Linked DNA regions of Homo sapiens: region 1 is linked to region 2. Evidence: read pairs that join two places in POLR2A ChIA-PET (ENCODE). Cell type or tissue: PC-9. All regions are shown on one strand. Each heading gives the region's core, and the rest is flanking DNA. Links, peaks and the distances in the headings are about the cores only. Region 1 overlaps ACYP2 (acylphosphatase 2). Region 2 overlaps SPTBN1 (spectrin beta, non-erythrocytic 1).

Region 1 (12,339 bases), core at 5,181-9,180, 340 kb before region 2:
TGTAATCTACACTATAGAGATTCTAAGAATCATTTCCATTTCAGTTAGTTTCCATTAGTACTTAGGCTTCAGAGCTAGGGACAGTGGCTCATGCCTGGAGTCCTAGCTACTCAGGAGGCGAGGCAGGAAGATCCCTTGAGCCCAGGAGTTTGAGGGGGCAGTGAGCTACGATTGCATCACTGTATTCCAGCCTGGGTGCAGAGCAAGACCCTGTCTCTAAAATAAATAAATAAGTAAGTAAATAAATAAATAAATAAATAAAGAACTGAGGCTTCAGAAGCCAAGTTATGGTCAAGCATATCATTTCATAAGTTTCATTGGTTCTATAACTAGAAATAAAATACACAAATGTTTTATTACATTTAAATTTGTATTTAGTCCTTACATTTTAAGAAGATATCTTAAAAGTTGAGGACAGCTAAATTTTATGCCAAGTATACTCAACTGTACCTGTAATAACTATTTTGTTTTATTTAGCATTTAAAAATAGAATAAATATGTGCTTCAGCATTTTATTTATTTGGATTCAGCAGAATATTACTATTTTTCTCCAAAAAGTCTTCCTTTTCTCTTTTCATTTTAAAAGAAACTAATTTTCAAAAACACTTTCTAAATATATTCAGAGTAAACATTTTATTTATTTCATTTACTTACCACTTAATAAATACAGGGGTTCCCCCTTGTTCTTGGGTCGGGATGCAGTCCAGGAACCCCAGTGTATGCCTGAAACTGTGGATAGTGTAGAACCCTCGATATGCTAAGCATTTATCATACACTGTGGCCATAACTTTTACAATTTGAGGTATAACAGCAAAACTAACACAAATTTCTTCTTCCTTCTTCACAGTTTCATGGACAGAAGATTGTTTTTACTTTAGATCTTAGCAGCGTCAGCATACAATGTTTTTCTTTCCTTATCAAGTCGAGAACTTTCACCTTTTCACTTAGAGGAAGCACTTTATGGTTTCTCTTTGGCGCATTTGCCAGCATCACTACTCTCGTGCTTCGGGGTTCATCATTAAGTAAAATAAGGGTTACTCGAACACAAGCACTGCAGTACCACCAAGTCAGTCGATCTGATAACCAAGAGAGTGTCTACAGTGTGGATCTGCTGGACAAAGGGATAATTCATGGGTGGGACAGCATGAGATTTCACTATGCTACTCAGAAAGGCATTCAATTTAAAACTTATGAATTGTTTATTTCTGGAATTTTAAATTTAATATTGTAGGACCACAGTTGATGGAGGATTAAGTGAAACTGCAGAAGGTGAAACCAAGGATAAATGGGGACCACCTAGATAAAAGTTAAGTCAGGAAACATATAACCTTTTAAAGGAGGACAAGCTGACAATTCTTTTTATCTTTCTTTTATACAGGTGTTTGCTTCAGAATGGTAAGTCAGTACAATCTTTATTATTTTGCTATTTTTTTTCCACTGTTATTCCCAATTACAGAGATAGGGCAGTTTTCTACTTGGCGCTAGTCTACTGTTTACTCCCTGTCCTTGACAGCAAATGAAGAAATATATGTATTTCTTTGAAATTACTGATTGAGATTTTTATTAATGCTAAAAACATTGTACCCTTCTTAGTATTTACTTAACATTTTCTATATTCAAAAGTACCTCTCTTTGGGTGATTTTAATGAAACGCTTTGATTAGGTGTATTGAATACAAAGTATGGGACTTTCTACATGTTCTGGATGGAAGAAATCCTCTAGGCAACGGTACATATGTTGCACTGCAAAACAAAACACGCTAATGTTGCATAATGAAGTGGTTCCCAGGATTTAGCAGATTAAGCGCCACGTCGTGTTTTAAAATTTATTTATTTAGTTTGGAGACGGAGTCTTATTCTGTTGCCCAGTCTGGAGTACAGTGGTGCGATCTCAGCTCACTGCAGCCTCCGCCTTCCAGGCTCAAGTGATTCTCCTGCCTCACCCTCCCAAGTAGCTGGGATTACACAGGTGCCTGCTACGACATCCAGCTACTTTTTTATTTTTAGTAGAGATGGCATTTCACCATGTTGGCCAGGCTGGTCTTGAACTTCTAGCCTTAAGTGATCCAGCCACCTCAGCCTCCCAGAGTGCTGGAATTACAGGTGTGAGCCACCATGCCCAGCCAAGCTAATTTTTTTTAACTTTTAGTAGAGACAGGGTTTCACCATATTGCCTGGGCTGGTCTTGAACTCCTGACCTCAAGTTATCCACCTGCCTTGGCCTCCCAAAATGCCCATGCCTGGCTCCATGTTGCTTTTAAATTTTTAATTTTTTTAAAGTACTCCTTTCCTACAACTTAATTGTGGCATGCATTTTCACCTACTATCTGAGGTGGGTCACTAGATTAGGTCCCTGGTTCCCAACTCCTGAGGGTTCCAATATTTTCCCACTGGTAAAATCTCTATTATGAGGCAGCCCCATCCCCCAAAATTCAGATTGTCTCCATTTTCGTTATTATCTAATAAGAAAGTGACTTATTTTCAGGGCCACGTCTTACATCAGTCTTAGCTGTTACCATTTTGATTTGTGTTGTTTCATACAGCTGGGGATGTGGAGTGTAGAGATCTTGATCACCCTGGCCTCCATACAGGAGAAGAGTATGTTTTTGAAAAGTTCTAAGGCCGGATGCAGTGGCTCGCGCCTGTAATCCCAGCACTTTGGGAGGCTGAGGCAGGTGGATCACCTGAGGTCAGGAGTTCAAGACCAGCCTGGCCATCATAGTGAAACCCCATCTCTACTAAAAATACAAAAATTAGCTGGGCATGGTGGCAGATGCCTGTAATCCGAGCTACTTGGGAGGCTGAGGCAGGAGAATCGCTTGAACTTGGGAGGCAGAGGTTGCAGTGAGCCGAGATGGCGCCACTGCACTCCAGCCTGGACGACAAGAGTGAAATTCCATCTCAGAAGAAAAAAAAAGAGTTCTAGTAGACTGGATCAATAGAAATTTTAGTATGATGTAGTTAAAATAATTCAAAATCAAAATGTTGCTACTTACATAGCATAACTGAATTTGGAGCTAGAAAAAGGCAATTTTAAAAGACTATTAATAATAATAGGAGAGATAAATCTACCCATAGACAATTATAACATTTCTGTGCCAAGTCCAGAGCCAACAGAAAACATCAGAATCTTTTAGTCTTATAAAAACTCTGCAAACCAGCATGTTTATGTTAGTGTTCTTGCTAGTTTAATTTTCTTTCTTTTTTAAAAAAAAATTATTTTAGGTTCAGCGGTACTCATATAGGTTTGTTATATAGGTAAACTCGTGTCATGGGGGTTTATTATACAGAGTATTTCATGACCCAGGTACAAAGCCTAGTACCCAAAAGTTATTTTTTTCTACTCCTCTCCCTCCTCCCACTCTCCACCCTCAGGTAGGCCCCAGTGTCTGTTGTTCCCCTCTCTGTGTCCATGTATTCTCATAATTTAGCTCCCACTTCTACGTGAGAACATGCAATATTTGGTTTCTATTCCTGTGTTAGTTTGCTAAGGATAATGGCCTCCAGCTCCATTCATGTTCCTTCAAAGGACATGATCTCATTCTTTTTTATGGCTGCATGGTATTCCATGGTGTATATGTACCACATTTTCTTTATCCAGTCTACCATTGATGGGCATTTAGGTTGATTCCATGTCTTGGCTATTGTGAATACTGCTGTAGTGAACATATGTGTGTATGTGTGTTTATGATGAAACAATTTATATTCTTTTGGGTATATACCCAATAATGGAATTGCCGGGTCACATTGTAGTTCTGTTTTTAGCTCTTTGAGGAATTGCCACAGTGCTTTCCACAGTGGCTGGACCAGTTTGCACTCCCACCAACAGTTTGTAAGCATTCCCTTTTCTCTGCAACCTGGCCAGCATCTGTTATTTTTTGGCTTTTTAATAATCGCCATTCTGACTGGTGTGAGAAGGTATCTCATTGTGGTTTTCATTTGCATTTCTCTAATGATTGGTGATATTGAGCATTTTTTCATATGCTTCTTGGCCACACATATGTCTACTTTTGAGAAGTGTCCATGTCCTTGCCTACTTTTTAATGGGGTTGTTTATAATTTTCTTATTAAAATGATTTTCCCTCATTTTTGCTGGAAATTTCGAAGTGTTGTAGTCTCTATTTCTGCTTATCAATACTCTATGTTGATCATAATTGTATATGTTTTTTCTCAGTGATTGAGAATCTTGGATTGATTATGATTTGGAACCCAGGTTAACAATGTAATTTAGTGTTAGCAGTCTTAAGGGCAATGCAGCTAAATTTTATGTATCCAAAAACACATCATAGGAACTGTTTCTGAAATAATTCTCACTCTCAGCGTAGTTTTTCATAATGTTTTTATGATAGTGGAATTGTTTTTACTGAAAGTGAAATTTAACAAAAGATACCATTTATGTGAAGGTTCTTATAAGTAGAGGTTACTGTAGGTCATCTATACAATTGTTGGCATTGACTACAAAAAATGATTATTAGGTTAGCATTTTTTGGATATTAGAATCAAGTATGTTATGAACTCAGACTTTTGATGCTGCACTTTATTCTTCTTGTTTTTTCCTGAAACAGTATACAGAAGATGAAGCTAGGAAAATAGGAGTGGTTGGCTGGGTGAAGAATACCAGCAAAGGCACCGTGACAGGCCAAGTGCAGGGGCCAGAAGACAAAGTCAATTCCATGTGAGTAGTAAAATTAATAACATGTACATGAAATTTATGAGGCTGCTGTTTTTTAGTTTTTTAAGACATGGTCTTGCTCTGTTGCCCAGGTTGGAGTGCAGTGGCACAATCTCGGCTCACTACAACCTCTGCCTTCCAGGCTCAGATCTCCCCGACTCAGCCTCCCAAGTAGCTGGGACTACAGGTGTGAGCCACCGTGCCTGGCCTTATAAGGCTACTTTAATGTTTCATTGGACAGTAAGAATAGTATTGATGGACCAGATTTTGTTTGTAGATTACAATCAAACTAATATGTTTGTAGGCAGGCCTGTGAAGAAATTCTCAGAGTTGGGAGTAGCATTTCTATGTTTAGGAATGGACTTCCCACTTGGGCTGGCCTCGAGAAGAATTGTGGCTTCCCTCTCCAATTTGTATGTCCTGTGGCATCTCCTCCAGCGTTAGGGAGATGTCCAGGGCCCAAGTAATTCTCATTTGAAGTGTTGTGACAGATGCGTAGTGCCTTAGGATGGTTCGTGAAGTTCTTAGGGTAGCGTTCCAGGCAAAAAGATTGCCATCTCCTTTTTACAGTTAAGTGCTTTATTTATCTAATTGTAATTTTATTTTTCCTGCCAATGAGAGTGTGTTTAATGAGCTGGAGGGTTACCAAACTATGAATCCTTGAAGTCCAAGAGAGGCCAGATTCAGTAATATGGGGAAAAATGTCCTGTGTACACAATGACGTTTTCAAAAGCCTTGTGTTTTCAGCTTCATAATTTCCACTGCTCTTTGTAGTCTTTTTTCTTTTAAATTAAAAAATAGCTAACATTTATTGAGCATTTACATGTTGGGCAATATGCTAAGTACCTTGTATGAATTATCTCAATCTTCACAACAGATCTTATGAGGTAGGTACTAAGTAACACTCAATTTATTTTATTGTTTGCAATTTATCTTTGTTTTCATTACTTAATATTTTTAGATTTCCAAAGCAATAGGTTTTGCTTATTGTAATAAGTGAAGTAACGTAACACTGAGAAGTATAAAGGTAAAACTTGTAATGTGTACTTTTCTGTCTATTTCCCTCCCCTTTATTAACCTCTGACAAGGAATACTTTCTACAGCTTTCTCTTTCACTTAAAAATAGTTAAGTATGCATTTGTAATTAAGGTTTTGCTGATTTTTACCGAAATAGAATACCTTGTGCATATTTTTCCATAATTTGTATTTTTATTTTCTGGACATTTCAGTAAACAGTAAATATATAATTATCAACTCCTTATTTTTCTAATTTTAAATGTTTACGTGCATACTTGTGTTTGTGTGTAAAACTACACCTCAAATTGAAAAGTGGGGTCCAAAAGTTCAGTTTCACAAACTGTGGGGTGACAGTTAATGAAAAACAATATTTTTAAGTAGAATTGTCACAAAATGTACAAGAAATTTTGGGACTTTCGTTGTACAGAACTGATAGTTCAATGGAAGAGAAAATGCCAAATGATTGTGTGGAAGTTTTAAAGTAGAGATTATGTCCCATGATTCGAGGGAGCCTAGAAAAAAATAATAATATAGTTTTTAAAAACGGGGAGTATGTGGAAGATAGAAGCTCATACCAATCATGTCATATTCCTAATCCACATTATAGAGGGTCATTGATTAATTTGCTTAACATAAATGAAATCGTATCATACACTGTGCTCATGTTTTCTTTTCAACCCCTGCATTCTCCACCCTTCTTAAGTAACCTGTGTTAGCAAGCTAGTGTGTATTCTTCTGCTTGTCTCCATGTTCACATTCTCTCTCTCACACACACACACACACACACTTGCACACACACACTTTTATGGATTTTGTTCAATATTTGCTTTTTAAAAATGGGATCACGGTGTATTCCCTTCTCTGCATCTTACTTTATCACTCAAAGATACATCCAGGAAAATCCTTTCAAGTCGAATGGTAATCTCTAATTCATTCTTTTTATTGGCTACTTAATATTCCACAATATATAGATTTATTATTACCTTATTGCTGGAAATGCATTTTTTTCTGTCTTGTTTTTTGCAATAAGAGCAATGCTGCAATAAAATTTTATTGGTGATTTTATTTTGATTGCATAGGTTCCCAGGAGTGTGATTTGTTGGTTGAAGTGGCTATGTATTTTTAATGTAAAAATATTTGTCAGACTGCTTTACAAAACAGCTGTAAACAATTTACATTGTTTTCCTCCTCATCCTGTCAGCAATTGGTATTGTACTCTCTAATTTTTCTTTTACCTGATTGGTTGTGAGTGATTATTATTTTTTGCTGTAATTTGCATTTCTCTAATGACTAGTAAGTTGGAGCATCTTTATGCTTATGTCTGTGAATTTGTTCTCATGAACTCCCTTTTCACATCCTTTACCCATTTTTCTATCGAGTTGCTTGTCTCTTGCCAATTTTTAAAAGCTCTTTGTATATTGGTTATGGTTACTAACCCATTATCTGTTATTGCTTTTGCAGGTATTTTCCCAAATCTATAATTTGCCTATTGGTTTCGTCTATGATAGCTTTGCAACATAAATTGTTTTTCATTTTTATTAACTCAAATATGGCTATTTTTTTCTCTCTGGTTAAGAAACAGATTGTAAGTGTTGTCGCCCAGGTTTTCTTCTAACTTGATGCTCTATTTATTACATTTAAGCATTTACTCCATCTGGAATTTGTTTTTTATTTAAAAGATGAGATATTGGACCAACTATTTTCTACCAGATGAATAGCCAGTTGTCCTGGCGCCACTTACTAAATAATCACTCTTTCCCCCATTGCATTGAAATACATTTTTGTCATACGTTAAAATCTCATATAGACTGGATTTTATTTCTGAATTCTCTATTCTGTTCCACTGATCTATTTCTCTGTTCCTACATCAGTATACCATATTGATTTAATTATACTATCTCCACAGTATATTTCCTCTCACTGTTCTTTTTGATTCTTTTATTTGCTTTCTTGGGCATTTGTTTCCTCTCTTAACTTTAAGATACTTTTACCTATTTAACTGGAATTCTATTCTGTTTATTAAAAAGAAAACTTACATGATTGTGTCACACATATGCTTTTAAGATAAACTTTATGTATTTATTTATTTTTTGAGACAAGGGTCTTGCTCTCTCTCCTAGGCTGGAGTGCAGTGGTCTGATCTAGACTCACTGCAGCCTTGACCTTCTGGGCTCAAGTGATCTTCCCACGTCAACCTCCTGAGTGCACATGCTGGCTAATTTGTGTGTGTGTGTGTGTGTGTGTGTGTGTATATTTTGTTGTTGTTGTTGTTGTTGTTGTTGTTGTTGCTTTGTAGAGATAGTGTCTCACTATGTTGCTCAGGCTGGTATAGGACTCTTGGCTTCAAATGACTTTCCTGCCTCAGCCTCCCAAAGTGCTGGGATTACAAAAATAAACTTTATTTTTGAGAACAGTTTTATATTTACAGAAAAATTGTGAAGATAGTACAGAGACTTTCCATATACTCCCCACACAGTTTTCCTCCTATTAACATTTTACATTAATATGATACGTATGTTAACAATTAATGGACCAATATGGATACATTAGTATTAACTAAAATCCCTATTTATTTAGATTTCAATTTTTACCTAATGTCCATTTTATGTCTTAGGATCCCATTATTGTATTTGCTTTTTAATTGGGCATTCTCTTGAAATTAAGAGAAGTGACATTTTGGCTGGGTGCAGTGGCTCATGCCTGTAATCCCAGCACTTCGGGAGGCTGAGGCGGGCGGATCACTTGAGGTCAGGAGTTCAAGACCAGCCTGTCCAACACAGCGAGATCGTGTCTCTACAAAAAATACAAAAACTAGCTGGGGTTGGTGGCACACGCCTGTTGTCCCAGCTACTTGGGAGGCTGAGGCAAGAGAATCGCTTGAGTCTGGGAGGCAGAGGTTGCAATGAGATGAGATTGCACCACCGCACTCCAGTCTGGGCAATGGGAGTAGCCTGTCCCAAAAAAAATAAAATAAAATAAAAATAAAGACAGAAGTGACATTTTTATGATATTAAATCTTCCCATTTAAGAACACACAGATGTTGTTCCATTTGCTTAGATTTTAAAATTTATCCTTCAGTATGATTTTATGGTTTTCTTTATATAGGTTTTTGTACTTTTCTTGCTAAGTTATTTCTAAGTATCTTAATGACTTTTTCACTATTGCATATGGATTTCTTTCCCATTTATGCTTCTAGTTGTTCATGCTTAAATATGGAATATCTAATGACTTTTGTGTATTAATTAGATATCATAGTATTACCTTATCAGATATTCTTATTAATTCTATCAGTTTTTTAAAAAACTATAGTCTATTGGGTTTTTAAAAAATACAGTTATGCAATTAGTAAAAATGGTGTATCTTTGTTTCAGTGACTTCATTTGTCAGACCTGCCATGACAATGTTGAATAATAATAGCCATAGCAGGCATGCCTGTTTGGTTTCTGACTTTATTTAAAATAGTTTTATTGTTTCACCTAGTAAAAAGATGTTTGCTGTTGGTTTTAGGTAAATATACTTTATCACAATAAATTTTACTTTTGCATTCCTTGAATTAGCCTTTGATTGGTTACAGTGTGTTATTCTTTTAAATTATTGCTGAATTGCCAAGTATTGCTTGCCAATATTTTATTTAGAACTTTTGTATATATATAAGTCACGTAAGGTTTTTGTTTTGTTTTGTTTTGTTTTGGTGGAGTCTCGCTTTGTTGCCCACGCTGGAGTGCAATGGTACGATCTTGGCTTACTTCAACCTCTGCCTCCTGGGTTCAAGCAATTCTTCTGCCTCAGCCTCCCGAGTAGCTGGGATTACAGGCATATGCCACCACTCCCAGCTAATTTTTGTATTTTTAGTAGAGACAGGGTTTCACCATATTCGCCAGGCTGGCCTCGAACTCCTGACCTCATGATCTGCCTGTCTCGGCCTCCCAAAATGCTGGGATTACAGGCATGAGCCACCATACCCAGCCGGTTTTTTTTTTTTTTTTTTTTTTTTGGGGGGGGGGTATTCTATCATGTTTTGATTTTAAAGTTTTATTGGCTTCACAAAACATATTAGGAAGTTTTCCATCCTTCTCTTCATTCTGGAATAACTAAAATATCAGAATTACTGTTCTTAGGTTAGTGGAAACAAATTAGGAAATCACCTGGTCCTGCTGCCTTCTCAATGTTGACCTTTAACCACCTTTTCAATCTACCCTGTGGTAACTGGTATGTTTGTTTTTTGAGAAAACGTTTTGCTCTGTCACCCAAGCTGGAGTGCAATGGCACAATCACAGCTCACTGCAGCCTTGACCTGCTGGGTTTAAGTGATGCTTCCATCTCAGCCACCCAAGTAGCTAGGAATACAGGTATGCACCACCATGTCCAACTAATTTTTAAAAATTTTTTTGTGGAGGTGAGGTCTCATTACGTTGCCCAGGCTGGTGTTGAACTTCTGAGCTCAAACGATCCTCCTGCCTCGGCCTCCCAAAGTGCTAGGATTACAGGTGTGAGCCACTGCACCCAGCAAGTAACTGATATAGTTGAGTTTTCCAGATGTTCTTGGATTCCTTTTTATTTTGCTAGGAAATTATCCAATTTTTCTAGGTTTTCAAATTTGTTGCGATAAATTTTATAATTTAAAAAATCTCGGCCGGTGCGGTGGCTCACGCCTGTAACCCCAGCACTCTGGGAGGCTGAGGTGGGCAGATTATGAGGTCAGGAGTTTGAGACCAGCCTGGCCAACATGGTGAAACCCCGTCTCTACTAAAAATACAAAAATTAGCCAGGCGTGGTGGTACACACCTGTAATCCCAGCTACTTGGGAGGCTGAAGCAGGAGAATCGCTTGAACCCAGGAGCCAGAGGTTGCAGTGAGCCAAGATCATGCCACTGCACTCTAGCCTGGGCTCCAGAGCAAGACTCTGTCTCAAAAAAAAAAAAAAAAAATCTCTTTTGCATCTGTGCTTATATGCCCTTTGAAAATTCCTAATCTTGTAGAACTTCATTTTCTCCTCCTTTTTCCTTAATCAAGCTCTGACAGAATTTATCTACTTAATTGGTATATTTTTAAAAAACAGCTTTTAGATTTATTGATTATAATTTTTGGGAGGGTTACATTTCATTAATTTCAACTTCCATCTTTATTAATTTCCTCTTCTTTCTTTGTTTGTTGCTCCTCTAAGTCTTCAACATGAGTCCTAGTTGCCGTTGTTTTTAGTTTTTTAAAGTTAATAATGAAGGTGATTAGGCATTTTCTCCTGAATACAGTTTTTTTCTTTTCCATTGGTTTTGGTAGTAATTGTTCCTTCCTTGCTTTCTGGATAGTTTGTAATTTCATTTTTTATTTCTTCTTTGAACTAATACTGTAACTAATGGGATTCTGAGTTTGTGTTTGTAAAATTCCCAGTTAAAACTTTTAAAGTAATTGTTTATTATTTATTTCTATTTTTATTTGATTATAATCTGAGAACGAGGCCTAGAAGATTTCTACTTAAAAAATTTTGTTAAATCCTTGTGATAAATGACATGATATATTTTGGATTGATCAGCTAGGATCTATGATTAAATTAGGATGCTTTAGGCTGCAAGTAACAGGATACCTGATTAAAGTGCTTGAATGAAGGAACTGATTTTTCCCACTTTCCAAACAGGCTGGGGCAAGCAGTCCTAGGATTAGTTCAGTGTGCGAAAGATTATTAAAATGTACATTTTGGTGTTGCTATACTTTTCTCTTTTTATATTTTTTTATGATGGGATTTTCAAACACATACATGAATAGAGAAAAAAGGACAGTGAAGCTCATGTGCCCATTACCCACTTTCAATAACAGTATGCTTTCAGACATTCTTGTTTCATATATTCCTCCAACTTTTTTTTTGTCATTGTTAGAGTATTTAAAGCAAATTTCCGGCATTATATTATTCACCTGTAAATTTGGTCAAATGATATTAAACTATCAATACTTGACAATATTTTAATCTATAAAACAACAATTTCATGTTGTTCAATCTAATGTTTGACTATATACAGAAAACAGAAACTCTATATATCCATCAATATGTATTCCAAATCCCACACAGATCTATGTGCAAATGTCAAAGTGCATCACACAACCTGTCTGTCATGCTTTTTCCTGGAGGCCTGTCTTCCAGTCTGGGTCTGGGTTTGCTACACAACTGTCACTCTGGTGTTGCTCTTCGCTGCTTTCCTGTAGAGCAGGCTCCTGTGTCCTTAATCATATGTTTTAATCATTCTTGATTTATTCTCTTATTTTGCAGAAACATAATTCTCTATAAGCTTCCGAAGGAAAGGTGCATGAGAGGCAAAAAGTTTGCATCTCTGCATGCCTTCATTTACCCTTGTGCTTGACTGATTGACTTACAAAATTCTATGCCAAAAATAATCTCACACTAAGAATTTTGAAGGCATAGTTCCATAACTTACAGTGTTGCTGTTGAGAGGTTTGATGTCATTCGAATACAAAGGATTGGGAGTTATACCTGTTTATTCCCTCAGAAAGTTTGTCAGATATTCCACTTATCTCTCTTCTCCATTTTCACAACCATCTGCCTTTGTGCATGTTTTAATTTTGCTGTAAATGCACTTGGAGGAGAATGTTTTTTCTTTGACAATTTCCTTCCCTATCTCTTTTGGACCCTCTTCTTTTAG
Region 2 (12,339 bases), core at 4,319-8,318:
GTTTAGATTGAGACTAATTGTGATAATTTCATAGCTCTGTAGCGTATCCTGAAAATGGCTTTGTTTCTTTTGTTTCACTGTCTTCATATGTGTAAGTCTTGAATTTTGCTTTGTCACTTTCCGTATTTTACATGTATTTTAGAGGTCCTCTCCTTGTATAGAAACATTATTTCTGGTTTTATGTAAGTGCCTTATACAGAGATTTATAATTTGTAATTACTGTACTTTTTGGTCAATAGAATTGAGGTTATTTGGGGTATGTTTTTAGAATATGTTAAAAACCATATTTTGTGTTTTTATAACATAGAAAAATATTTCTTGGAAAATGCGTGTGTGGGCAGCTTCTTTTAGATGTATTGATCTTTTCACTTTCAGATGGCAAATGAATTCTATATGGCATTGTTGCCATGTTGGAAAATTTCTTTATTGAGCCTATGACTTCTAAAGTATCAAAATTCTGTTTTTGCTTTTCCCTTTTATTGGACATCTCCAGTTTTGTTTTTTTTTTAAGCACACACGCACACACATACACACACATCCTTGGATAACTGAACTGGTAAATTGTATTGAGGAGAGGTGAACTACAGGCCACCATTTCCTTTTTACTTAGCATACCATTATCTGGTCCCCTCATGTGAAAATATATTTTGGATAGTTTTCACCTCCCACCATCTATTAATTTAGAGTGTGCATTCCTTTAACCTTGCAGGAGAATTCAGTCATTCATTATACGATAAGCAGGCAAAAAGTTAAATACTCAAATGTTCCTTTTCTGGATTATTGTCTGAATTAGAAAAACATTCATTTTAAATTTTACACATGTATATGGGATGTTCTGTCTCCTCGTCTGTATGCCTTGTACTGGCACAAGCTTATAGGACTAGGAACAAATAAGCTTAGCATTTAAAATATTCCAGACATAAAAAATCTATGGAATTTGCTTATATCTACTGGGGGATGCAGTCAGACAGACCCAGGGTTTTAACTGGCTCCTTCTGCAGTGTGAAGGCAGACGGAAACATTGGAGTCTGCTGCAGATGGCAGCAGGGTGGACAGGTGAGGCCCACATGGAAGTTCATACCACTGGTAGGTGGAGTAATGAGTTGGTGTATGAAATGCTAGCCATTTTAGATGTTTCTACAGCTGTTGTTGGCTAGCTGAAAATAAATTGAACTTGTTGAACTGGTAAAAGTTTTGCTGTCTGAATAGGCTTAGATAAAATAGTGCTTCAGATGCCTATAAAGATGTCTATTGTAACATTACTATGATTTTTTTAAGTGGTGATAACCTAAAAGTCCATCATTGGTAAGTTACAGGGTGGACTATATATTCTGGAGGCAATACAGTGTGTAGTTAAAAGTGCTGACCGTGGAGCTGTGGTGCCTGGGTCTAAAACCTGATTTCACCATGGGCCCACTTTGTGACCCTGAGCAAGTCATTAACCCTTCTCGGTCTCAGTTTCCTCATCAGTAAGATCAGGATAATCATAGTACAGACCATATAGGGTTGGTTGGATTAAATAAGTTATAGGTAAAGCAGTTAGACTAGTGCCTGGAAATATGTAAGTATTATTTACTATATTAATAAAAACTTTAATATTATTATGGAATACCTTCTAATAACATGGGAAGGTTTTTAACATAGGGAGAAAAAGCAGAACACAAGATTATATAAATGGAATTACCGTAACTATGTAGAAAAATATACAAAAGGGATAAGGAAATACTACAAATATTAAGGTTTTTGGGGGAGGGGAGAATGGATGAGATTCCTTGTGATTTTTGCTTTTGTCTCAGAGCTGTTTTGTATTTTCTGCTGTTCTACAGTAAGCATATGTTACTTCTATAATTTGAAAAAGTAAACTTTGTTTTCAAAAGTGGATGTAGGCTGGGCGCAGTGGCTCATGCCTGTAATCCCAGCACTTTGGGAGGCTGAGGCGGGTAGATTGCCTTCAGGTCAGGAGTTCGAGACCAACCTGGCCACATGGTGAAAATACAAAAACACAAAAAATTATAAAAATACAAAATATAAAATTATAAAAATACAAAAAATTAGCCGGGCGTGGTGGCACATGCCTATAATCCCAGCTACTCAGGAGGCCGAGTCAGGAGAATCACTTGAGCCCGGGAGGCAGAGGTTGCAGTGAGCTGAGATCGCGCCACTGCACTCCAGCCTGGGTGACAAGAGCGAAACTCCGTCTCAAAAAAGAAAAAGAAAAGTGGATGTATCCCTTGCAAACGGTTAGTTTGTCAATTATAAGAACAGCTTATTCTTTAAAAGCTTAGGGCCTTCCGTTTGGCAACAGTTTGTCTCCTTTTGGTTCCATAATACTTCCACATTCTTACAGAAGCTAATGGGAAATGCTGGATTAAACCACATTATCTATGCTGTTATCTATGTTTAGAAACTTTTAATGATGACAGATATGCAGTCCCTTCTCTCTGTGGTCACATGGGAGAATCACTCTTGCCTGCTCCCCTTGCATTTTGGTGGCATGTTGGACTAGTTCTGAGGAATGGCCTGTGTCCAGACTGCAGCCAGAGTCCTTGAGTGAGAATGGTAGAGCCTCCTGCTACCATGTGACAGGCACGTAACATGAGTGGGAAACATGCTTCTGTGAGTTTGAGCCACAGAACGGCATTCTTACAGAGTGCCTTGGAGTAATGAAACTCAAAACTATTTTTTAAATTCATCATTTAGTATTTTCCACTAATTCAGACTCATTGTTTAGTGAAAAGAATACAGCCATCGGTAAGGCACATGACTGTTATTAACAGTATGAATTTAGACAAATTATGTAATAGAGTTTTAGTTTTCTTGTGTCAAAGGCCTCACCTCCACAAACTACAAACAAAACTTTTGATGCTTCAAATTAGTCCATACCAGAGTGTTTAGTTTTAATTCACTGCTCTTTAGTGCTTGAAATGAGATTCTTTAGACCAAAGTGGCCTTAAAGGTTCATTCTTGTTGTATGCTTATTCCACATTTCTCTATATATTTATTTTGTCACTTCTGGTCACTATATATAGGTTTATTTAAGAAAAATTCCCTTCCATAGTTTATCAGGCAGGTTAGGCTGGTGCTGCAGTAACAAAGATCTCCAGAATCTCGGTGGCTCAAACTCACAGATGCGTATTTTCCACTCATGTTACTTGTCCGTCACATGGTGGCAGGGTGCTCTGTGCCATCCTCACTCAAGGACGGTGGACTGATGGGCTAGATGCAGGCCATTGATCAGAATAATCAAATGCCCCGCCCAAATGCTAGGGTAGCAGGTAAGAGTAATCCTCCCATGTAGCCACAAAAAGAAGAGACTGGGTATGTGTGATCATTAAAAGTTTCTAACTAAACATAGATAACAGAGTAGGTAATATGGTCGAATCCAGCATTTCCCATCAGCTTCTTTGAAGCACCAGTTTTGCAGTATGTTCACATGTACTGTTGATAAAGGGCATCTCCTGGTCAAGTAAATCTGGAGAATGCTGGGCTTAATAACATGTACTAGGCCTCTTTAGTGAAGGTCGTCTCCGAGCTGTTGTATCCTAACAGGCATTCTGGAGGTGGAGAGTAACATACGATGTTTCCCAAACTTACCTGACCTTTGAATTATTTTCTTACTTTTCATAGCCTCTCTCGGATGCAGGTTTTGTTGAACATGCTTTGGGATACCCTAATTTGTCTAACTTGTTCTCATACAAAGCAAGTATTTGGAATTGCATTTTAATTAATACTTGCATTGGGAAGAAGCTTTGTTTTTATTGTTTGTTAAAAGAGTTGACTATTTGAAGAGAGATTTTTTCTATTGCAAATCAAATTGCAGGCAGTGTTTTTAAAAATTAGTTATTACTGGTTACATGCCTGTGTTGAATCCATAGGACTTTTTCTTCATTTAGTTGCCTTTGTGTTCTAAACTTACCATTGAAAAGAGAAAGGTAAATAAACTTTGACCACATATCTTAGTGGTTATAAAAAAATTAAATTGGTTTGGACAGATGGTCCAAACACACCGAGTTTTTTTTTTATTGGCTTCAGTGTTTTTCTTGGTTCTCTTTGACTTTCTGTAACAAGTTTTCTAGAAGTTTTGAAATGAGATACTACTGAAATGAGGGCTCTGATAAGAAACAGAGAGATAACTTTTGTCAAGAGGTATTAAATATTTCTCTACCAGAAGACTTTGGATTTAAACACAACATTTGTTGCCAGGGATTTTATGCCTGCGTATGTAACAAATCTTAGTATGGAAGTTTTCACTTAAAATGGCTGTAAACTTCATGTAATAAACTTTAGGTAAGAAGGAGCAGCCTCCCCAACCCCCGTTTTGTAACTGTACATGGGTAAAACTTGATAAAGACTAAACTCTCTAACTCCCCAGACTTTCGGATTTGTGGCATTACCTTTTTTTTTTTTTTTAATTAATTAATTCACTTTCTATTAGAAATCATGTTAAATCCAGGCCAAGAATTCTTTTTTCATTTTCTGTTTTGTTTGCTTTTTTCCTTTGTGAGTAAACAGGTGCGAAGGACAATTGCTGTTTTATGACAGGAAACACACTTTTAAAGCTGTCAGTTACCTCACAGCCCCACCCTACCCTTTTCCTGCTGCCATTACGATTAAGACTGACTGGTAGGCTGGGCGCGGTGGCTCATGCCTGTAATCCCAGCACTTTGGGAGGCTGAGGTGGGCGGAGCACGAGGTCAGGAGTTCGAGACCAGCCTGGCTAATATGGTGAAACCCCGTCTCTACTAAAAATGCAAAAATTAGCTGGCATGGTGGCGGGTGCCCGTTATCCCAGCTACTCAGGAGGCTGAGGCAGGAGAATTGCTTGAACCTGGGAGGCGGAGGTTGCAGTGAGCCAAGATCATGCCGCTGCATTCCAGCCTGGGTGACAGAGTAAGAGTCCATCTCAAAAAAAAAAAGACTGGTAGTAGACTTTGCTTTTTAAAGGTGACTTGGGAGGATTTGAGGCAGAGAAAACCTTCTTCAGAGCCACAGTTCCCAGTCTTATCCTTTTTGTTGATACCAGTATTGTGGAAAAAGCATTCATGACCCATCACAAAAACATACATTAAGAAAACATTTTTCACATGGTCTGAGGCTGACAGGAATCAGGCTTAATGTATCCAGGGATATGACAAACATGGGAACCTGCACCAGTTGCCACAGAGCTGTCCGATCCTGGTCCCAGGGCCCTTGTCTGTGGCAGGTCTTCCCCGGGGAAGAGATTTCACTCTCTTATGAGAACGCTCGTGTTTCATGCCCTCAGATGCTTGTGTCAGGTTCCAGTGATGGTAGCCTTGGAGTAAGTCTGCCTTTGAGAGAGGATTGTTTTTTTTCCTCACTCTTCAAGGACCTGTAGTGGGTCCCCTGATGGGCCACCCTCTGGACCTGGTCAAATGTTGGGGAGTTTCGTGGAAGAGCAGTGTTTTCACATTACAGGGTGCAGCTCACAGTCAGAAAGATTGTAGAGGATCATAGAATTGGAAGTTTTGGGTCTGGGCCGAACCCTGTAGATCTTAGTACATCCACATGATTGTATCAAAGAAGAGTCCAGAGCTCCGAGAGGCTAGGTGCAATCACACAGCTTCACACAAGAGTAAGGGCTGAAACTATTGCTGTTAACAGATATGTGGAAGTACTTGGTGTCCTTGCAACTATTTCCAGTGTGCTGAACCTTGAAAGGCATCTTACTTCTGCTAATTGGAACCACTTGGGATGCATTTTAAAATTATATAAATGAAGTAAGCCTACAAGTTTATGCTCATGTTTACTGTTTTCATGTTGTCAAACTGTTAATAGCATGAATGGTTAAACATTTGCTGGGAAAATAGAAAGTGTTCTGAAAATACACAATACCAGAGATAAAAAAAGATGTATGTACGTATATGTGAGTGTGTGTGTATATATATGTGTATATATATATATGTTTTATTACTAGGGAAAGGAGGAAAGCCCATTGTGTATGGAACTAAAAGCCAGAACCTACTGCATGTCCACCTTTGTTTTAATAAAAATAACAAACAACTGAGTGTCCTGGCTGCCTGGCCAGGCTGAAGGAAAGTAAAGGTTGTTTTAAAATAGAAAAAGATCTGGTTAAATATTTGACCAGATACTTTGATTAAGTTGAAATGTTTAAACATTTTCAGGCCCAGGGATGTCAGTGAAGGCTGACTGCAGAGTCTTCTCTGCCTGCAGATGACTTGTGTTGTGTATAGCAATGATTTAAAGGCAAATAAAGTATAGTTATAGAAAACATGACCCTTACCAACCGCCTCCCCCCCAAGTTGGTTTGTAACCATGTAAGAAATCTAAGGTATGATTGGTAAAATTAAATAAATAAATCCCATTGTTCCAGTCCTCTTCTGTGGAAGGTAGGACTTGGGAGGGAGTATTTTACAGTGGTTAGGTTCTGTTTCTTGGAGCCACACTGCCTGGTTGGAACCCTGCCTCTGCTGGTTACTGACTGTGGTCTTTGGTAGGTGAACACATAATTTATTATCCAAACTAGGTAATTTATGAGAATGAAAGGAGACACTTTTAATAGTTGTACCAGTACAGCAGGCATAAACTAGGAAGGTCTGAGGCAAACCAGATAACATGGTCACTCTAGTCTTAACGAAGTTACCTAATCTTGGTGTCTTGGTTTCTTCACATTGTGGAAGGGACATGACTCACTTCCTAGGGTGTTAAGATTAAATGCAATAAAACATGTAAAGTTTTGCAATGTTGTTTGGCACATAGCTATTCAATAGTTGTAGCTATTTAAAAAATTATTTAGGGTACTTAATTCATGTAATAACCATTTAAGTATTCAGTTCGCTTTCTATTATCTTTATATTATTTCTCCCAAGCAAATTTTGCTTTTTTTTTTTCCAAGAGGCAAGGTCTCACTGTGTTGCCCAGGCTGGCCTCTAACTCCTGCGCTCAAGTGATCTTCCTGCTTCAGCCTTCCAAGCAAACTTTGCTTTTAATAACATTAATATTTACTAATGGCTTATTCCATTTATGGCACCTGCTCAAACTTAATTGCTTGCTTTATCTGAGCCCTTTCCTCAGATAAAGGCTCAGAAAGTAAAATTGACTTTTACTTTTTCAGCTACGTGTATATGTGGCACTTAATTATATAATTAGCACCTGTGGCCCAGAGATGGGTGCTGGGTATTGGGACACTCATTTATCAGGTTGTGTGTAATTAGCATCTACACTGGAAAGCACCTTTTGAACAGCTGGCGCTGAGATACAGAATGGTTGGGAGGTTGAGTGGGTGGGGAGTGGCAAAGCCCAACCTCTTCTGCCTCTTTTAAAAGTTGGATTTTTCCCAGAGTAGTGATATGCAGGGTTGCCAGATTTAGGAAAAACAAAATCAAACAAAAAAGAAGCCAGAATGCCTGGTTAAATTTTAATTTCAGATGAACAACACATCGTTTTTTAGTGTAAGTTTGTCTTATGCAGTATTTGAGACATACTTATCCTAAAAATTCATTGTTTATCTGAAATTCAGCTTTAACTTGATGTCCAGTATTTATCTAGCAATCCTAGTTTTGTAATCCGAAAGAATTTTTATTCTATTCAGTATAACCCACATTCAGATGTATATGAAACATGTAGTCCAGATCCTTTTATAAGTATTGTGTTAATTTTTTAAAAAATCCATGTTGTCTACCCTCCATTGGAATGGATGGTTGAGAAGTCATCACTGAGTTGCTGCTGCTGGTTCCCACAAAGGCCAAGATGAAAAAGAATTCAGTCTGGTTTGCCACAGCAGCAGGGATTTACATTTGCTCTTTGAGAACTTATTGGCTGTGAATGTGGATGAACTTAAGCCAGCTCTTCTTCCTTGCAGGGGAGTCCATTAGTTAAGGTGACTTATTGAAGCCCTGGCCAGCTCTAGGAGTTCTCGGTTTTATAATTGAATTACTTTAGTAATATTAAATAATTTGGGGAGGGGGTTAATTTTGGGTCATTTATATTTCACTTGTCAATGTAGAGGGAGCTACTTTTATTGTCATTAAGAGTGACATTCATCCTGGTGCCATGGTGAGCACCTGTGGTCTTAGCTACTTGGGAAGCTGAGGTGGGAGGATCACTTGAGCCCAGGAGTTTGAGGCCAGCCTGGCAACAAACAAAATCCACATCTCTAAGTAATAATGATGATGATGATAATAAAATCCTAGAAATGAAGAACAGGTTTGGAAAAAAAAAAAAGTAACCTTCAGATACTCTTCCCATTAGAATCTCTCTTGCTGTTTTTGATTTTCAGCAGTGCTGCCCAGAAAGTGCTGGTGAGCTTTTTGCCCCAGCTTTGGAACTCTATCAGCAGTCAACCCTGAAGGGCATGGCATGCCTTTGGGAAATGCTGATTGGAAGATTAGAGGCTGCAGAAACCTGAGTGTGTGTGTGTGTGTGTGTGTGTGTGTGTGTGTGTGTGTGTGTGTGTGTTTTGTTTTGTTTGTTTGTTTGTTTGTTTTCCAAACTCTGGATATGATGCCTCTGTTAAACCAAGTCCCTGAGGAAAAGCTTCACCAGATTAATGATACACTTGGTGAAATTAGTAATGGCAAGTAAAGGTTGAGATTTGTGCCTGCTGGACAAGAGTGAGCCAGAGCAAATGGATTTTGGACCAATACCGGCTTTTTAATTGCTGCCATTTAAAGAGTTTAATGTCCCCAGTGAAAAAGCACAGGTTTCAGATAATCTTTTGAAGAAAAATGCATAGTGGTAAGAGCTTACTGTTAGGCGCAGAGAGTGTGTGGATGGGTTAGCCAAGGGAAGGAATCCAATTAAAGCTGTTTGTTCGGAGTACTAGATTTGGAGGTGTGTTTTATTGTTAACTGGTAACTTTCCAGAAAATGAATTATTTGTATATAAAGATTGATACTAGCCAGGCTTTATATACTGACAGTTATTTGTAAAACCTCTTTGCTTCCTCCTTTTACCTTCTTTTCTGAGCTGTCTCTTTTCCTCCGCATGGCTTCCTTTATAAAGCAGCCCATTTTTTGGACATGGTTTTGCTATTGATGAGCCTGAGGTGTGGCATAGTACCACAGGATTGCATGATGAGTGGGATATTTGGCCTCATTATTTACATGGCTTAGTTTTTGGTGTTTGAAGTGCCTGGTCGGATAGGGATTGACTATTAATGGTAGACATTTTCACATTTTGGAGCACTGATCCTCAATCTTGGCAGCGCATTGGCATCCCCTGAGGAGACTTAAAAAAATGCAGGTGTCAGCCGGGCATGGTGGCTCATGCCTGAAATTCCATTGCTTTGGGAGGCTGAGGAGGGAGGATCACTTGAGTCCAGAAGTTCAAGACCAGCTTGGGCAACATAGCAAGACCTCATCTCTACAGCAGGAAAAAAAAAAAAAGAAAAAATTAGAAACAATTAGAGAAAAAATGCAGATGTCTGGGTCCCACTTCCAGAGAATCTGATTGAATTGTCTGGGATACAGAATGGGCACCAGGACTTGCAAGAGGTCCTCAGGTGATTGTAACATAAGCCAAGTATGCATGCTATCCTCTGGCCTCCCCTCAAAATTATGTCTCTGGCCTGTGCTGTCCAGTAGGGAGCCATGAGCACCAGGAAGTTACTTATGTTTATGTGAATTAAAATGAAGTAAACTGAAACTTCATTTCCTCAGTCACACTAGCCACATTTCGAATGCTCAGTAGCCACACATGGCTCATGGCTGCCCTGTTGGATAGTATAGATATAGAACATTTCCATCACAGCAGACAGTTTCATTGGGCAGCCTAGATCTAGGGTGTCAACAAAACATGGGAGGAGCATGAACATTTAAGAAGCCTGACACAGGAAGGACAGGCTTGGAATAAGTAATCCCACAGGACTTGGCAGTACTGAGTCACTCCATACTTTTTTAAGCAGCCTTTTTCTCAATGGTCTTTTGGCACCAGAAGCCCCACAGCAGTTGGTGCAATGGATTATGTGTCACATCTTACAGAAAGGCCCCGTTTAAAGCAGGCTGGCCCGAAGGGGTGTGGTGAGGACTGGGGGCAGGCAAATGTGACCCTGAGGAGGCCGGGCCAGGGAAGAGAGAATGCAGCTTTATTCTTTCAGAGCCGAGGAATGCCCTGGAAGGGAACCGAAGCCTGAGTATTGGGGTTAAACTAGGTGAGAGGAGATTTTTATCTCTTCTGCTGGAGAAAGACCTGCCTCAATAGTTTGCCTCTGCTGGCTCATCTCTAGTGTGTGGGAAACAAGGACAGTGCTAGCACATATTTCCCGTGAAATAAACTCCCATTATGGGCCCCCATGTTCTTGGAGCACTGGGCACCACGGGGTTAAGAATGGAATCAATTATGTTCCATGTTTGTTCAGACATAGCACATAAGATCCAAGGAAGGTAGGGTCACGGAAAAGCGAGGGGTTAGAGGAAACATGAAGTGTATACCAAAGGATGCGGATTTTCTACCCGTTGCTTCCCTCAGCAGGACCTTTTTGGAGATTGTTCCTCCTGCAGGCGTGAGAAACCCTCACGTGGAGAGGCTGTCTGGAAGCCCGCAGTCTGGTCTGTACCATCCAGGCTCTTTGCTGTGCCTTCCTGTCTCCTGCATTTCGCTGGACATTAGCACCTCCCCAGGAGCAGATTTCTGTTGCTTTCTGTGAGCCCACTATAAAGAAAATGCCAAGTGTTCCTGGGCACAGGAAGTGGGTAGGAAGAGCTCTGAGAATGCATGGATCAAAGGCACTTGGGTGATTTAGGGGTGTGACCCCCAGTGGCTTCACAGGGCCTGTGAGTCATTTCAAAGAGTTTCTCCTGTTTTGTCATTGTCTGCTGTTAAACCAGGGTGAAGTTTAAGTGCCTGTTGCAGACCTTATTGCCTTCTTGCTTTGTTCCGCTGGTCAGGTTAGTGTTCTTGACGGGGTTGTATCCAAATATCTGTATTGGGGCTGGGCATGGTAGCTCATGCCTGTAATTCTAGCACTTTGGGGGGCTGAGGCAGTCAGATCACCTGAGCCCAGGGGTTCGAGACCAGCCTGGGAAACATGGTGAAACTCTGTCTCTGCAAAAAATACAAAAATTGGCTGGGCATGGTGGTATGTGCCTGTGCCTTGGGAGGCTGAGGTTGGAGGATTACTTGAGCTCAGGAGGCAGAGGTTGCAGTGAGCTGTGATTGCACCACTGCACTCCATCCTGGGGGACAGAGTGAGACCCTGTCTCAACAACAAAACAAAACCAAATATGTCTGTTGGCAAGTGATAACTGCACGGTATTAACTGCCTTTCTCTGAGAAATAAATTATCGGGGCCCTCCTAGGACTTTTATATGCTTGGGAATTGTGTTTATTTTCCTCTCATTCACTTCAGTCCTGCTCTTGACTGCCAGAAGAGGCCTGCTCTCCTTCCTTTCCCATTGTCAGTAAATTTTAGACTTTTTGTTAGTACTCATCTGCTATTTTTAATTACATTTCACACTTTTATTTTGCCATTTTCTATATTCTCTTTCCTCAAGCTCAGAGAGCAAGGTAGGAAATGTTAACTTCTCCTAAGAACAGGAATATGGGAAGCTGGAAAGCCGAAAAAGAATGCTAAGAGGAATAATAGGAAAGCCAGCGTTGATGACAAGTGTCTTCTGTAGTTGCCATCCTGGTAACTCTTCAGGGTGCCACTATTCCTCTATGCTTATGGATGTTTGAGGCCTTTTATAGGATAGAATTTCAAAGGACAAGTAGAGAAGTGTTAACTCCTGGGAGTAGTTCGTTGGTTTTCCCTTCATCCTTTTGCCTGTACCCGGCGTGGGGTGGTTGTGTCGGAGACAAGCTCCCAGAAAGGCGCAATGTGGCTCATTCCAGGCCTCAAGCACCAGAATACGTTTAGCTTCAAAAATGACAAGTTTGATAAGAGTGTTCAGACCAAGAAAATTAATGCAAAACTTCCTGATATAGTATGTCAGCGCTATAAAGAAGTTCTTGAGTGTCGTGTAAAATACAAAAAATACAAACCATTATCAAACCTAAAAAATGTGTTAAATGTTTATGAAAGACAGTGAAGGATTCTTATCACACAGTGTGTAGACCATGCGCCTATGAACTTGAAGTTTGCACAGAATGTGGAAAGAAAGAAGACATTGTTATTCCGTTCAGTAAGGAACCAGAAAAAATAAAATATTGAAAACAATCGCCTCTCCCTCTCCCTCTCCCTCTCCCTCCGTCTCCCTCTCCGTCTCCCTCTCGGTCTCCCTCTCCCTCTCTTTCCATGGTCTCCCTCTGATGCCAAGCCGAAGCTGGACTGTACTGCTCCCATCTCGGCTCACTGCAACCTCCCTGCCTGATTCTCCTGCCTCAGCCTGCCGAGTGCCTGCAATTGCAGGCACGCGCCGC

The links. Peaks named below come from ENCODE experiments on the same cell type or tissue, not always from the same donor. Only the 100,000 strongest peaks of a DNase experiment are listed, where the experiment ranks them.
Region 1: POLR2A ChIA-PET joins it to region 2 with 6 read pairs; 3 of 35 experiments call an interaction of 5 or more read pairs at or near these places.

The regions. Positions count from the first base shown.
Region 1 is chr2:54,134,075-54,146,413 of GRCh38, forward strand. It overlaps ACYP2 (acylphosphatase 2), which reads left to right. Exons shown (of 4, transcript NM_138448.4): 2 at 1,379-1,395; 3 at 4,565-4,674. Among named protein-coding and RNA genes, the nearest start is that of ACYP2, 25 kb to the left of the region's middle. RefSeq lists a silencer at 9,778-10,072. In PC-9, for the core only: no CTCF peak of the experiment used is centred there; no DNase peak of the experiment used is centred there.
Region 2 is chr2:54,473,006-54,485,344 of GRCh38, forward strand. All of the region lies in intron 1 of SPTBN1 (spectrin beta, non-erythrocytic 1), which reads left to right. It also overlaps the pseudogene C9orf85P1. Among named protein-coding and RNA genes, the nearest start is that of SPTBN1, 23 kb to the left of the region's middle. RefSeq lists an enhancer at 11,393-11,903. In PC-9, for the core only: no CTCF peak of the experiment used is centred there; a DNase peak (open chromatin) is centred at 6,646.